Linked DNA regions of Mus musculus: region 1 is linked to region 2. The links are chromatin loops, found by intact Hi-C in ENCODE. Cell type or tissue: left cerebral cortex. All regions are shown on one strand. Each heading gives the region's core, and the rest is flanking DNA. Links, peaks and the distances in the headings are about the cores only.

Region 1 (7,375 bases), core at 1,697-5,696, 56 kb before region 2:
AAAAAATAATAATAATTAATAAAATAAATAGAAGCTGGTGAGGGGGCCTCCTGGGTTAAGAGTACTTAAACTACTGGAAAAGTCTGGGTTCATTTCCTAACACCTAACCAAGCAGCTCACAGTCTCCTGTAACTCCGGTTCCATGGGATCTCACTCCCTTTTCTGGCCTCCATGGGCACCCACAGGCTACTCTTTTAGATCAGGGTTCAATTCTTAGCACCCACATAATGGCTCACAAACATCTGTAAATCCAGTTTCCAAGGAATCTGATGCCTTTTTCATAAGTAAATCAAACACACACACACAAAACCAATATACAGGATGGCTCCTGTAAGTTGCCCTCTCATCATACCTGGGATTCATACCCAGGACAAACAGCTGAGGTGCATATTTAATGTACTAAAGTAGACCTGGCCTCCAGGTTCTCCCAGTCTCCCTCAGTTCCTACCTGGCATATCCTTCCCTCTACCCTGCACTTTCCAGCCTAAGGGCTGGGCTTCCCCCGCCCACCCTCAGAGGCTCTTTCCTGTATAATCCAGACATTTTGGTCTCTTCCCCCTTCCCCTTCTCTTTTCTCTCCCACTCTCTGCATATTCTCTCTATTTGTGTGTGCACACTCTTTCTCTGTCTTCCCTCTCCCCTCTAGCTCCTCCCCAAGGCCACTTCCCTGGCCTTTTTCCTTGGCATTAATGAACCTTCCTCCTGAGAGCTGCTTCCCACTAAACCTGCCTTTATATATATACTCTAATCTGGCTTGAATTGGTTCATTTCGAGGGCAGAGAAATAACTTATCAATCACATGTGGACCTTGACAAGTGAGCAAAGAAATGTTCACACAATTTTTTGTAATAAAAAATGTATACAAATATACTCCTATGTATGCATACACTGGAAGACATATATCAATTTACAGCTATAGTAAAATGTACCAACATAGATCAGAAACTTTATCCACGAGATAAATGATCAGATGTTGACCTTGGCCTTCCAATCGCAAGTTTTTCTCAATCTGGGTCCCTGTGGGTGGGGGGTGTTCACACATCCACAGACTATAGTCTGACATATTTGAGCTGTTTAGGGGGACAGGGTTTTGCCATGAGCCAAAGAAATTATGGAACTCGCTCTGAGGCCAGTCTGACTGCATCTTGTGATCCTGTCTTCACATTTTGAGTGCTTTGACAACAGAAGTGGGCTCCTATTGTCACATGCCGGGTAGCAAAAGCTACACACAACACCCCCACTTAGCAACTTGTAAATTAAGAAAATTGCCAGGGAGTCAAACTGAACTGGCTAAACTTCAGACAATGTATTTTGACCTGTAGCTTTTTAATAGTAGCTTCAGGCTAAGATATAAACGTGAACGATTCTTGGCCTAGAAGTAATTTTCCTGGCCCCTCAAAAAAAATTATTTCCAACACCCAGATACTTGATTCCTTATTAACCCAATCCCCAAGTGGCCACCCAAAGAGCTAAAAATATTTGTTTCTTTGAATACTGCCTTTTGGTGTCTTAAGAAAAAAAATGAGCCAGGTGGTGGTGGTGCACGCCTTTAATCCCAGCACTTGGGAGGCAGAGGCAGGTGGATTTCTGAGTTGGAGGCCAGCCTGGTCTACAAAGTGAATTCCAGACAACCAGGGCTATAAAGAGAAACCCTGTCTCAAAAAAAAAAAAAAGAAGAAGAAGGAGGAGGAGGAGGAGGAGGAGGAGGAAAGAAAAAACAAAAAACAAAACAAAACAAAAAAAATGGTTTGGGGGCTGGAGAGATGGCTCAGTGGTTAAGGGTGTTTGTTACTCTTGCAAAGGACCTGGATTTGATTCCCAGCACCCACATAATGGCTCCCAACCATCATAATCCCATTCCAAGGGGTCCAACAGGCACACATGGTGCATATATATGCGTTTAACCAAACATTCATATGCATAAATAAAGTAATAGAAATTGAAAAACAAAAGAAAGTTTTGTTCTCTTTTTTACCAGGATGGACTTAGAGTCTCTTTCCCACACTCAGATTTTGTCACTGACTGTCCTTTCTTCTGCTATCGGTGGCAGAAGATGGGAAGAATCCAACCACGATACTATTGGGTAACTTTGAAGAAACAATCTAACATTTTCACCTCAGTTTGTGTGTATGAAGTTGTGACTCGCCTCAGGTTAATTGAGCCAATCATGAGCAGCTCTGCTTGTCCCTAGCGCCAAAATATCTGGCAGGACTTGCTTTGCTCTGAGAGGGGAAGTTGTTCCCACCCTGCAGTCGCCAGGGCTGGCCTCTGTGAAAGCCTGGTGAAAGCCCGGTGCCAACCTTTCACAAGACGTGTTTACTCAAATAGGAGGGGACTCTGGAATGCTGGAGTAGTAATTCAGTCTACAATTAAGCCCTGGCAAGATGAAATTACACATTGGGGAAGAGAAGAAGATTCCTCCTTACCACATAACTTGAGGCAGCAGTAATTAAGGATGATCGCCTCGCTCTATTTTATCCTTTCCTATTTATAGGCTCAACCTTTCCTCAAAACTCCCATTTACTAAGGAGACAGGATTTTTTTCAGGTTTTTTGTTGTGTGTAAACCTGCCCAAGGCTGATTCAAATAAAAGCACGAATACACAGAGACTCAAGGTCTTCCACTTGTATCTGCATTTTCTTTTTTAAAATCTGTATAAGCATTTCCTTGAGATACTCTTTGTTCCAGCTCATCCTAACCTTTTTCATCATTCTGTCTTGGAATATTTCTCATTGGGAAATGCTCACCAACTAGTGTTTATAGGCTGCAATTTGGCTAATTTTTCATGATGAAAAATATAAACTGTTTTGCAAATTCAGGTATTTTTTCAGAGAGGGAGACTGACCTATTTGAAGCAGGATTCACACACAATATTGATTAATCACAAGATTTCCATGTTTTTAGAAATGAATAATCGTGTTTGTCAACGTAAGAATATTTGTTGCATTAAATCGAAAACACACAGTGGGTGGCAGAACCGGGATATAAACCCACCTATTTCTATGGCCGCCTCTAATGATAGACTACAAATACCAGCTTCCCTTGCGATACCAAAGGGTACAAACGTTTGCTTACCAGAAGCTGTATCTAAAACCCAATCAGACGTCTCTCTCTGCTTGACGGCCAATGGGAGGGCTGTTGCTAACATATCTGTTTTATTTTTAGCTTTCATCCTTGTGGGCGGTCTCATGGCATTAGATGGAACACTGGGGGTGGGGGGGTGGGGGCAGGGCTGCTAAAAGGGAAGGGTGAAGTGAAGAGGGGCATGTATGACGCTTGCTGACGCACAAGTAGTCCCAGGAGAAGCCCCCGGGCTGTCCAGCTCGGATTGTGGGGGATGGGACACACGCGCTTAGGTTTCCTCCTGCCATCCTGGCACCGCGGAGTTTGCCCTCCCGCCCGGCATTTCTCTCCTCCTGTCTAGGAAAGCGTATTTAAATCTCTATACCTCCGTTGATCTCTGCTCTTGCCTACGTGATCAAGGAAAATAAAACGCACACAGTTCGTAACTGGAAACTTTCCGATCTCACCGCCCCACGTGGGTTCGGAGACTGCCGTTGCACCGGAACCTTCAGGAACGTGAATAAAGAATAGGGGTTGGCCAGGCGTGGTGGTGCACGCCTTTAATCCCAGCACTCGGGAGACAGAGGCAGGCTGATTTCTGAGTTCGAGGCCAGCCTGGTCTACAAAGTGAGTTCCACGACAGTCAGAGCTATACAGAGAAACCCTGTCTCGAACCCCCCCCCCCAAGAAAAAAAAAAAAGAAGAAGAGGAGGGGTTGTTGAATTGGAAAATAGGCGAACTAAGGCGGGGGCTAGGGGAACTGTACACAAGGCCAGCGGTCCTCCAGCCTAGTCTGATAGTCCAGTTCTCCTAGGGTTTCAACCCGCCACAGATCCTAGACCCCCTCATCGCTGAGCCTGCACTGTCACAAAGCCACAGAGTAGAAAAAGCGTGACCAAAATCCGGGCCCGGGTGCGCCTCGCTTCGCCGCCGCCGGGTGCTGTCGGGCTTAATGAACACCCTGCTCACCTTGCCAGGGCTGGCGCTTCTTCTGCGACTATTGCTAGAAGGAGCGCGGCTCTCATGCTCTCCTGTGCGTGGGTAACCTGCTCCAGAGAGCTCGAGGACCTCAGCAGAGGGGCGGCGGTCGCGCGTGGCCAGCCCTATTATGGTGTTTGGGACCCAACTTTCCGGGCTGGGAGTGCATGACTAACCGGTGCTCCGCTCTTTTTTCTAACCCTCGATCTTCTTGCACCCTTCCCTTCCCTTCGATCTTCCACGTCCCCACCAGGAGGGCGACACTGGTAAACTCAGGTTAGCCTACACTCAGATCCAGAACCTTCCTGGAGGTGGCATCGTGCCACTGTCTCCCCAAATTCAGAATGAACAAATCGGAACCGGGGAGTTCAAGTCACGGGGACCGTCAGAACTGAAGAGTCATGCCGTCTAGGTCTTAGGGAACTTTGAGAGCTGGGGCTAGGGTTTGGAGTTCTCAGGGCCCCGGTGATGCCAGCAACAGCCACTGTGTCCCAGGCTACTTCCTAATGGCCTGTTGTGTTCCAGGTCTGTCCCTACCCTCCCCGGGGTTGGTCTACACCGGTTTAAAAAAAAAAGAAAAAAACGTACATGGCGAGCTCAGACTGCTTTGGAGTCTTAAGAGAAGAAATCCGGCGCTAAGGCGCTCAGAAGGATTCCGAGGGTGAGCAGCCCCGCTGAGGACGTGGCAGGGAGGGGTCTAGAGGAGACAAGGTGAGAAGATCGCTATTACACTTCCCGCAGAACCTGGAATCCCAACCTACGACTGGGCTGCGAGGGGTTAAAGATGCCAAGGGAGGAAAAGTAGTCCCGGCCCCGCCCCGGCTGGGCGGAGGGACGCATCACGCAGGGGTGGGGAAAGCAGATTCATGCGCAGGGTTGCTGAGGGTGAAACTTTTCATTGACTTTGCTCACTTCGGGCCCAGGCGCGGGAAGGTGCAGGTCGTTGAGACTGAGTGTCGTGGGAACCGAGAGGCCAGAAGGACAGGACCTGCCAGACGAGTACATCCAGGGCTGGCCTCCATCCACCGCGTGACGGGTGCCATCCTCGGGTCCGCCATCCCCGCGCCGTCGCCGCCGAGCTCGACCTCCAAAAACAGCGGAAAGAATCACATGAGCTCGGTCCTCGTCCCTCTCTACCCTCAAACGACGTAAAAGGACACCGTGGCCCTCAGCCTCGCGGTGCCCGGGAAGCTGGGAGAGAGACCTCCGTCCCGCGGCCTGCAGAGCGGACCCTTCGTGGAGACCCGAGTGAGTGCGCGGGCTTGCGGGCGGGGGACGCCCACACTGGTCCACTCCCCTGCTGCCCCTCTCCGGATCCGCCCCTGTTTCGCTCTCCATCACTCTCTTTGATCCTGGGGTACCTAGTTTCGAGTGCGGCCCTCTCCTAAGCGGAGAGCGTTTCCTCCTTGACCTCCTTCCCCATTTATTCACGCCTCACTCGTTATGTTTTCCTTGCCCCCCCCCCCCAGAAACCAAACTCTGGCCAGAGTTAAATAAATTATGGGAAGGGAGGGGATTCTATCTTTATTTTTCGGCTGCTTTTCACGTGTGCGGGGTGGTGATTATTAACACAGTCTGTTTCTGTCCCTTTGGAACCTGTGAGATGGGAAATTTGGACATCCCCTTCTTGGTGACAGGGCCGGTTAGTGGAGAGTGCCCTTGGGTTGCCGAGCAAGAACTCATTGCAGGTTGAGCTCTTTATATACTTGTGTAGGCGGAAAAAAAAGTACCCAAAGAGCCTGTCGGATAGTGTATTAATTGTGTCTGATCTCTTCTATTCCTAAACTTCCCCTTCTGTCTGAGGGGGATGTACTCCGCCCTTGACCAAAAATCTAAGGAGGGAAAAGGGAAAAGCCATCCCCTCCCCTGGGAGCAACCAGAACTTCACACAGCAGGCTTTGGGATCAGCAGACAGGGTTTCCGGTGCCAGTTCGGTGTCTAACCTACCCCCCCCCCCCCCATCCACCCTAACCTATCCACCCTGGCCTGGGAGTGGGTTTGGTTTCTCTTTGATTTCTTAACAACAATAAAAATCCTGTTGCTTGCCTGAGCGCCTACCCCCAATGCCTCACTTAAGCACTGGGGAAAACAGCTGGTGTGGGAGGCAGGATTAGGGAGGTTTAACACCCTGCCGGGGAGGGTTGCTGAGGATCTGGTAAGTCTGGTCCTAGGGTAGGCCTTGTAATGGGGAGGAGACTCAGACTTTCTGAATATTGGATGATGCCCGGGTTTCAGATGTACGGATTTTGCTTGCCTGCCTGGGAACCTTTCCCCATTTCCTTTACCTGGGTCTGGTTTCTCAGATTTGTATTAAAAGTGGGGTAAGGCTTGGGCACTACCGGCTTCGGGCTTTATTGTCGACCGGGTGCCTCCTCACAGCTCTACTAGGAATTTCTTTGGCTTGGCCAACAAGACTGGAGAATCGGATCTAATGCTTGCCATTCCCTTCCTGGCTGTGGAGGTGCTGGAGCAGAGCCTACTGAGTATTAGGTGAAAAGGGCTCGTTTCTTCTTGAATACACTGCTCCTACATCTACCACAGACAGCGACACTCCTTTGAGATCCAGAGGCTGGGGCCGGAGCGGTGGCTCTATCCATTCCAGCCCACCTGGTTCATCTAGGAAAAACCCCTTAGTTGCAGAGCCCTGATTCAGTAAGCTTAGGAGGTCATGAAAGAAAAGGGGAGTTATTGGAGTCTAGCCTGAACAAGGACGTGGGGAGAAAGGATACCCGGTGAGAGGCCTTATGGGCAGATTTATGCCAAACGTCTCTGGTGATGGGGGGGGGGGGGCACCCACTCGCTGCAGTGCGCATGTGCATCGGAAACTTTTCCTGGGCTTCGGACCCTTGGCCAGGACCTAGAGCGGGGCATGCGCGGTCTATCTGGCTGGGCCCTCGCGTAGTACACAGGGAAGTGTAGTGTGCTCGAAAAGTAGGTCACGAGTTTCTAGCCTCGCCAGGAGGCCAGAGGACTACGTCTCCCAGAGTGCTGAGCGGTACCGCCTTGAGTGAGGCGAGCCTGGGGCCCCTGAGATCCCTGAAGGGACCTGCCTTGGACTGTGATATGGGGTGTAAGCCCGATGCGCTCATCACTGCAAATATCCTGGAAGGGCTGCAATCTATATTGCCCGCTGGGCCGCTGCCTCCAGGATAAAAGCTAAGGACTAATCCCTGGGAAGCAAGCTGAGCCTTGCTGTCGCTGTCCACTGTGGCTGTACTTCTTGACCATGTTAAAATGCCCCCACCTACCCACATTTACCTGAAGCATGGAGATGATTGATTCTAGGATGTTGGGAATTTGAGATACCTGAATTTTTTATATGGGAGGTATAGAT
Region 2 (7,375 bases), core at 1,822-5,821:
TGGAGAACAATCTTCCCCACTACAGGCGGCCTGATCAATGTTTGGCACCACCTGACAGCTTGGTTTCCCTAGCTGAAGTTCTGTTGGTGATACAGAAATAGGTGCAGGCTATAGGGCCCAACTACTGTCTCCCCTTGGAAAGGCCAGCTGGACTAATAATTGCTTTCTTTCCTCACTAGGTTGCCAATTCTAGTTAAGCAAGGACAGTGTTTCTCTCATCCACGCCTGAGCCACAAGCATAGCAAATGCTCACTAGGCTATAATGAGTAACTAGATGACCAAGAAATACCACATGGTTTCAGAGACCAGGGAATTCCGTGGATAGGCATGAGCCTGGAAGCAGAAGCTGGGTGACATCATTGACAAATATGTGGCTCTCCCATTCTGGATCATCAGTGTTTCTCATTGTAGAATGGAAAACCATCCCTTGCAATGATGCTGCACACGGTGATGTAGGGATAGTTGGCTGAGAGATTCAGGTCATTCCTTTAAGAGCCTTACTTGGGATCTGGCCACATACAAAGCCACCTGGAAGGGATGCCTCTTGACACTGTCATCAGTGTCTGGCACTTGATGAAGATGAATTTTTCATGTTTCTAATGGGGGTAGGGTGTGACAGAGAACAAAGTCCTGGCCTAAGGTAGAAGGAAAGGAAAGGGACCATTCCACCTATCTGCCGAGGCAGCCAAGCTCTCTGAGTTCATCTTTCACTGAAAGAATGGAGGAGATACACCATTTAGCAGGCTGGAATGAGGAGTAAATTATGCAGTATATCCAGTTCGTAGAAGGTCCTGTGTCATTTCCTTCTCCCTCAGCAAGCGCCATGCTTTCTCTGGTTTCTCAGCCTGTGTGTGTCCTCATACAGGCCTTATAAGACCAAGTTTGGGTCAGCCCAGGCTGCATGGAGTCCACCCTCTGCCTCTACTTCAGTTTACCAAGAGGACTGGAGTGAGCCCCTTCCCCTCTCCCCTTTTGTTGTAGCCCAGAAAATAACTGTAAGATTCTGCCTATTGTACTATAGCAGAGTTGTTTGGTTTGGTGCAGGGTTGATGGAATCATGCCCCAGGAGTCTCACCACGCACTTCCAAGGAAACAGTCTCATAACAGCCAGTTCTTAAACATAAGGAAATGAGAGTCAAGTTGCCAATGTAAGCAGGAAGGAAACAAGGGTCAGATTATAGGTAGAAAGAGCGGAAACCAAGCCATGCTGTTCTTGGCCTTTGACAGAGAGCCGCATGATATGTCACGGTTGAAAACATTTCATGTGGGACAGCTCATTTAGTCCTGGCAAGGAGCCAGCCGCATAGGCATTCCTCATCCTCCTTAAAAAGACTAGACTGCTCATTGGGCGGCAGAATCAAAGATCACCTCCTGACCCTGATGTTAAGGCTTTGCTTCTTATGGCCTTGTCCAGAAGTGCCCCTTCTTGCCAAGTTTGACTCTAGAGCATGTCAGGATCCTGTAAGTGGAGGCCTGGATAAGTGGAGAAGACAGAAAGGTAGATGGGGTGCCACTGAGCACAGTCAAGGCCCTGTGGATGAGAGAAGTAGACGTTAAGATCTTTCAAGAAGCTGAAGAAGAACAAAGCAGGAGATGGGGTGAATACTGAAAGCGAATCTTTGGGGAAAGTGCAAGAGCAGAGACAGGAAGCCTGAGTTTTATAGGCTCAGAGTCGGAGGTGAGAAACTGAGTCAGAGATTGCAAATGGTATAGGGAAGCTGGTTGAATTATGGTTCAGAGTAAGGGCCACCAGAAAAACAAGGGAGTCTCAAGTCTGGTCAGTACTGATCAGGAATCTACTTGGGGACCAGAGAGAGGCAGAAGTCTGTGTAGGCTGCAGCAGGCCCTGGAGCTGCCAGAGGAGCTCCACATGGATCCTGGGAAGTGTCTTTGAACTAGAAAACAGCACACATCAGTGGGAGAACATTCTTGAGGGCACACCTGGAATTTCTCACACTCTGCATTGCTCTCTTCTGAAATTCTTTCCTGCTGGAACTTAGCTACACCCAGCATGTGACTTGGCTGTGCTGCTGAGTATCTGGGCTGGGAGAAGAAAAGGGAAAGTAAGGATCCTGCAGAATCTTCCAGGAGAAGCCACCTCTTACATGGAGACGAACGGCAGAGCGGTGGGAAATGGGCAGAAAAACAAACAAACAAGCAAAAAACCACAACAGGAACTTGACAGAGAACTGCTGAGTCTTCTAGCTCAGTGTGGTGGGTGTGCACTTGCTTAGCAGACATTTAAGTGCTTTGGAAGGTCTGGGAGCTTTGGGGAGTAATGACTGTAGGTAGGGAGTAGTAATATGAGTGGAGGCTTTGTGACATAGTTGGCTCCTCCACCACTTTCCCCTCAAATTTTTTCCAAGTTAGCCACAGCTGCTGTCAGTCTTGTGGGATGGCTTGTTCTGATTTTCAATGAAGTGCCACATGGAGTGACAGGCTGTCCAAGACTCAGGCCTAAGACCCAGCTATACTGGGCTAACTAATCCTCAGGCAGAGGATTACTCAGTGTTGGCAAAGCTCTGCCTGAAACCTTGGGCAACTCCCCTAAGTGCTGGACCCTAAGTGCTGCCCTCCTATGAGGGATGGGGAATTTTAGCTTTCACAGGGCTCTGTACACCATCTAGGAGCCAGTGACCAATAGTTGCTATCACATTTCAAAGCATTGTTAGTCTCATGTACAGAGCAGTGCTCCGAGTCAACCCCTTTGCATCTGGAGCTGACCATGTCTGTGATGCAGCAAGCATCTTGGGACAGCTGGGTGGGGTCATGAGGATGCTGCATCATCTTCCCTAGTACCTGCAGGACTGGAACACCTCTACTTTACATTATGGAGACTCTGCCACCCAGAGATGGCAGAAAGGTCTCTGTGGCCTGCTTGTGGGTATGGACCCTAGCTGAGGTTCATCTATTTGTCAGGGGTCTTTCCCAGGGATGTAGATGTGGGCTTCTCCTGCTGAGCAGCTGACTTCCTTTGTGCTATCAGACACAGGAACACCAGGAGGGCATGTAAATGCCTCAGTATTAGAAGCCCCAGACTGTGGTCTAAAGGGACTGGGTCCAGAGATCCATAAAAGGCCTTGGAGGACTCTGCCATGAGCTTTGGGGAAACCCACTATCTCAGAGGACATTTCCCAGGATCAAAGCCTGCTGTCCTGCCTCCCCAGATCTAACAAAATTAAGCCCATTCCTGGCTCTAGAGGCTGAAAGGAATGCAGAGGCTGTCCTTTTGGCTCTTAAGTTTGGAGAGACTTGCAGGAAGAAGTCTGGTGGGGAGGTGCGGTTCGGGGGTGGGTTTGGGGCACCGTGATGATGAGATATATCAGATGCCAGAACAGAATGAGGCAGATGCCTGAAAGAGGCCCCAAAAGAGCACCCTGACCTCCTATCACTCCTGACAGCACAGACAGGTGGTCTCCTCTAAAAGCAATGTGGTGGGACTGGTGCACAGGGCTCTAGATAGCAAATCTTGTGCTTAGCATTCAAAAGGCCTGGGTTAGATCCCCAGTACAGCAGGAAAGTTTTGATAAAGGTAGTAAGAACTGGTTGAGCCAGAGAGATTTGGCGACATAAATATCAGGAGAGAGTACCCTCCATTAATTCCTCAACTCCCCATAGCACTTAACTTTTCCAGGAAAGACTTGTAAGGTATCTGGTACTGGCTCCCCAAGCCACCCCCTCCACACCCTCCGTCACCCACTCTGCTCTTCTGCTTGTCCCTAGCCCCAGGGTTGCCTGTGGTATCCTAGGAACGTGGGGCTTGTGGTCCTGTTACATAACCAGCTTCTATCCCATCCATGAGTTCAGCCCTCCAGCAGCGAGCAAATGGTGAGCAGAAATCCTCCTCTCCTCAAATCCACGGGCCCTGCCACTCCTCTGCTCACCCCCAACGTGCAGAGGGAGGGAGCTTAAGAAGCAATCAGCTTCCAGTTGGACTCCTTCAGGCACTGTAGTCCATCCTTGCCCCACGTGAGCACAGCACCTGTCAGTAGCTGCACGCTGGCCCTGGCACCAAAAGCCAGCAGGCACCGGGGCAGCCCAAGAGTTGGTGTGGCACCCACATACATCCTGGGGTCCTTCTCTGCATTGCAGCCCTTCCTGCCCATCTCGCTACTGTCCCTGTGCCTGCTTCCACCCCCTAGGCACCTTGCCAGTATAGACCACTTGTGTTCCTACCTGCCTTCTTCTCTGACCAAGGCAAAGAATGCTCCAGCAGGGACTTGAGGACCTCAGGCATGTCCATGGCAGGGGCCACTCCAATCTGGCTGCAGCTCGACATGGCCCAGCAGGAGGTGCTTGCTCCGGAGTTTAGAAGCAGCTGGAGAGGCAGGGGCTGCTGGAGAGCCACAGGCTAGGGAGGCAGGCGGGGTGTGAGCCTGAGGCAGCCAATGGGCAGCCCCAGCCCAGCCCGCCTGTCCACCCCCAGCTCGGCCACCTGCCAGCTACGGCAGCAGCCAGGCCTTCCCTTCTCGCTGCTTGGCAGGGCGGACCTGGCCTTGTGCCAGCTGCAGCACGTGGAGCCACAGCACCAATCCTCTGACAGAGAACCCGGCCTGTTATCTAACTTTGCAAAGGGAAGTTCTCCCCCAGTCTGGGAACCATAACCAGGGCTGCCAGATGAGAACGGTGAGAAGAGCTCCACGCCCACAGCAAGTGAGCACAGGCACATGCAGGGAACTGGGGGGGGGGGGGGGGGGCTGGAGGCCCAGGCTCAGTGGAGAGCAGGGCACATGGTGCAAATCAACCTGGGCTGGAATCAAGAGGGAGCCGGAAGAAAGGATGATAAGAGTAGACCAGCATCCCAGGCATCTGAGCCCAAAAGATGATGTAATAGCACCATGCATTCGGTTCATGTGGGAGCGTGTGAGTCCCAAGGGGTTGGGTATGTTTGAATGTATATGTGCCGTGTGCATGAGCCTCACAAGGTGTGTAAGCGTACATGTGGGGTGCATAGCTGGGGCGTCATACTATCTGTCCAACTTGAAGCCTGTTCTTCAAGTCTCTGGTCTCTCAGAAAGGGAAGAAGAGGAAAATAGGTCCCTAGGATGGTCGTTAAGGTGGGCACTACTGAAGCCGGGCGCGGTGGCACATGCCTTTAATCCCAGCACTTGGGAGGCAGAGGCAGGCAGATTTCTGAGTTCGAGGTCAGCCTAGTCTACAGAGTGAGTTCCAGGACAGCCAGGACTACACAGAGAAACCCTGTCTGGGAAAAAAAAAAAAAAGGTGGGCACTACTGAAAAAGGACAGCCCTGCCAACTTGATTCAGGCCTGGCCTAAGTGACAAACCTTGCTTTGCCCATCACTGAGGTTTAAGTGGCAGTGGCCACCTGCTATAAACTCTTCCTTTCCTTTTTCCCACAGGTGCACTGTGATTCCCCAGGACATTGACTGTGGATGGGTGAAGTCACACACTTGCATGTCCTCAGCCTTCCAAGAGTGGAGCCAGAGAGGTCAGACTTAGGCAGAGATGTCAGGCTGCAGAATCTAGAACAAGCCAGCAATTGATTCTGAGGCTCAACTTCAAAACTGAACACAGTAAGCTCCCTCAGGCCTCCTTCTGCAGCTCAGACACCCTGGGGCAAATGATAAGCTCTTGGTTTTCTGTCCTGTGCCTGATCTCACAGATCCATGGCTGTTTTCCCAAATCACATCTTACACAGAGCTGAAAAGGTTCCCCAACGTCTGCTGCCCCAAGTCTTTTCCTCCTGAGTGATCCTCCTCAGATTAATGAAATTCCATATTATATATTACATAATCCACAGCGCCAGAACTCACTCTGGAATCAGGCAGGCACTGAACTTGTGTTCTTTCTGTCTTGGCCTCTCAAATGCAGCCATTTGAGGTTTGTCGGACCAGGCTGGGCCAGGCTTCCTTTTTTTCCCCTCCCAGTACAAGAAAAGGGCCTTGTGCACGTTGGGCAAGTATCTCTTGTTGTTGCTGTCATTTTTAAAGACTATAATAGCTATGGATATGTGTGTGTATACATATATTACACATACACACAAACACATATATGTATATATTTTAATTGTGTCTAGAGAGTTGGCTCAGCAGTTAAGAGTACTTCTTGTTCTTGCAGAAGACCCAGGTTTGGCTCCCAGTAGCTACATGGTAGGAACCTACCTGGGTAGCTCACAACCACCCTCACTACACTTCTAGGTGATCCAACTCTCTTTCATGGTCCCTGCAGGCACCAGGCACACACATAGTACACATACACACATGCAGGCAAACACTCATATACATGAAAATAAAACCTATTTTTAATTATTATCTTCATGTATTTATTTTGTGTGTGTGTGTGTGTGTGTATAGGTGCACACTCCATGGTATGTGTGTATAAGTCAGAGGACAGTTGTTAAGTTGGCTCTCTCTTTCTACCTTGCTGAGTCCCTTGTGTAAAGCTTGGCAGCAAGTGCCTTTACCCCACGCCAGATCACCAGCCAGAGCCTTGAACTTTGATCCTCCTTATGTGGCTTCCTGAGTGATGAGATTATAGGTGTGCAGCACCATGCCTGGCTGCTTCTAATTCTAGCCTTTGTACATGTATTTGTGTGTTTATTTGTGTGTGGGGCACTCACATGCCACGGTGCACATGTGGAGGTGAGAAGGCAACTCATGAGAGTTGGTCGTTTCCTTCTACTGTGACTTTCCATCCCAGGGATTAAACTGAGGTTGTCTGGTGAGCTGTAAATGCCTTAACCTGCTGAGCCCTCATGTCTACTCTACTTTTAATTTATGTATAGAAACCTCAGTGCATGGATCAAAGCTCAGAACCTTGGGAAAGCTATACTTTAAAATTAGTTTCTTCATTTTCGTTATATGAATGTGTGATGTGGTAGCAGAGGCCAGAAGTGTGTTGGGTTCACTGGCATTGGAGTTACAAGTAGCTGTGAGCTGCCCCATGTAGGTGCTGAGAATTGAACTTGGGTCCTCTACAAGAGCAGAGTGATAGAGTTCTCTGGAGGAACAGAACTGATAGAACAATATATATATGGGACTTATTCGAATGGCTTACAGGCTGGGATCTGGGTAGCTTAGCAATCAGTGGCCGTCTCATGACCAGAAAGTCAAGGATCTGGTGTTCTGTCCTGAGAGACTGGATGTGCCAACAGTTTCAGTTTGATGCTGGAGTCCTGAAGGATTCCTAAAGACCTGCTGGTCTTCAGTCTACATTGGAATCCAGAAGAAGTAGGCTCTAATACAATTGAAGGAATGCCTCAGCAACAGAATAGGTGAACTTATCAGCACAAACAAGGGTAAGCAGGCAAAAAGCTACCAGAAGGTGTGGCCCAGATTCAGGGTGAGTCTTCCCACTTCAAATGATCCAGTCAGTAAAGTCTCTCACAGGGGTGTCGATCAGCTTGCATTTGAT

The links. Peaks named below come from ENCODE experiments on the same cell type or tissue, not always from the same donor. Only the 100,000 strongest peaks of a DNase experiment are listed, where the experiment ranks them.
Region 1: a loop joins it to region 2, with 6 times the contacts of the local background. A loop is called at or near these places in 9 of 42 quality-filtered maps.

Annotation. Positions count from the first base shown.
Region 1 is chr15:81,855,850-81,863,224 of GRCm38, reverse strand. Tob2 (transducer of ERBB2, 2) reads left to right here and starts at 4,899. Exons shown (of 2, transcript NM_020507.3): 1 at 4,899-5,289. In left cerebral cortex, for the core only: a CTCF peak has its summit at 4,012; DNase peaks (open chromatin) are centred at 2,358, 3,154, 4,327 and 4,882; H3K4me3 peaks cover 3,028 bases; H3K27ac peaks cover 3,608 bases.
Region 2 is chr15:81,799,688-81,807,062 of GRCm38, reverse strand. Gm17597 (predicted gene, 17597) reads left to right here and starts at 4,450. Exons shown (of 2, transcript NR_155271.1): 1 at 4,450-4,653; 2 at 5,362-6,272. It also overlaps a transcript of Tef not described here. In left cerebral cortex, for the core only: a CTCF peak has its summit at 4,275; DNase peaks (open chromatin) are centred at 3,349, 3,943, 4,468, 5,563 and 1 more place; H3K4me3 peaks cover 2,884 bases; H3K27ac peaks cover 3,766 bases.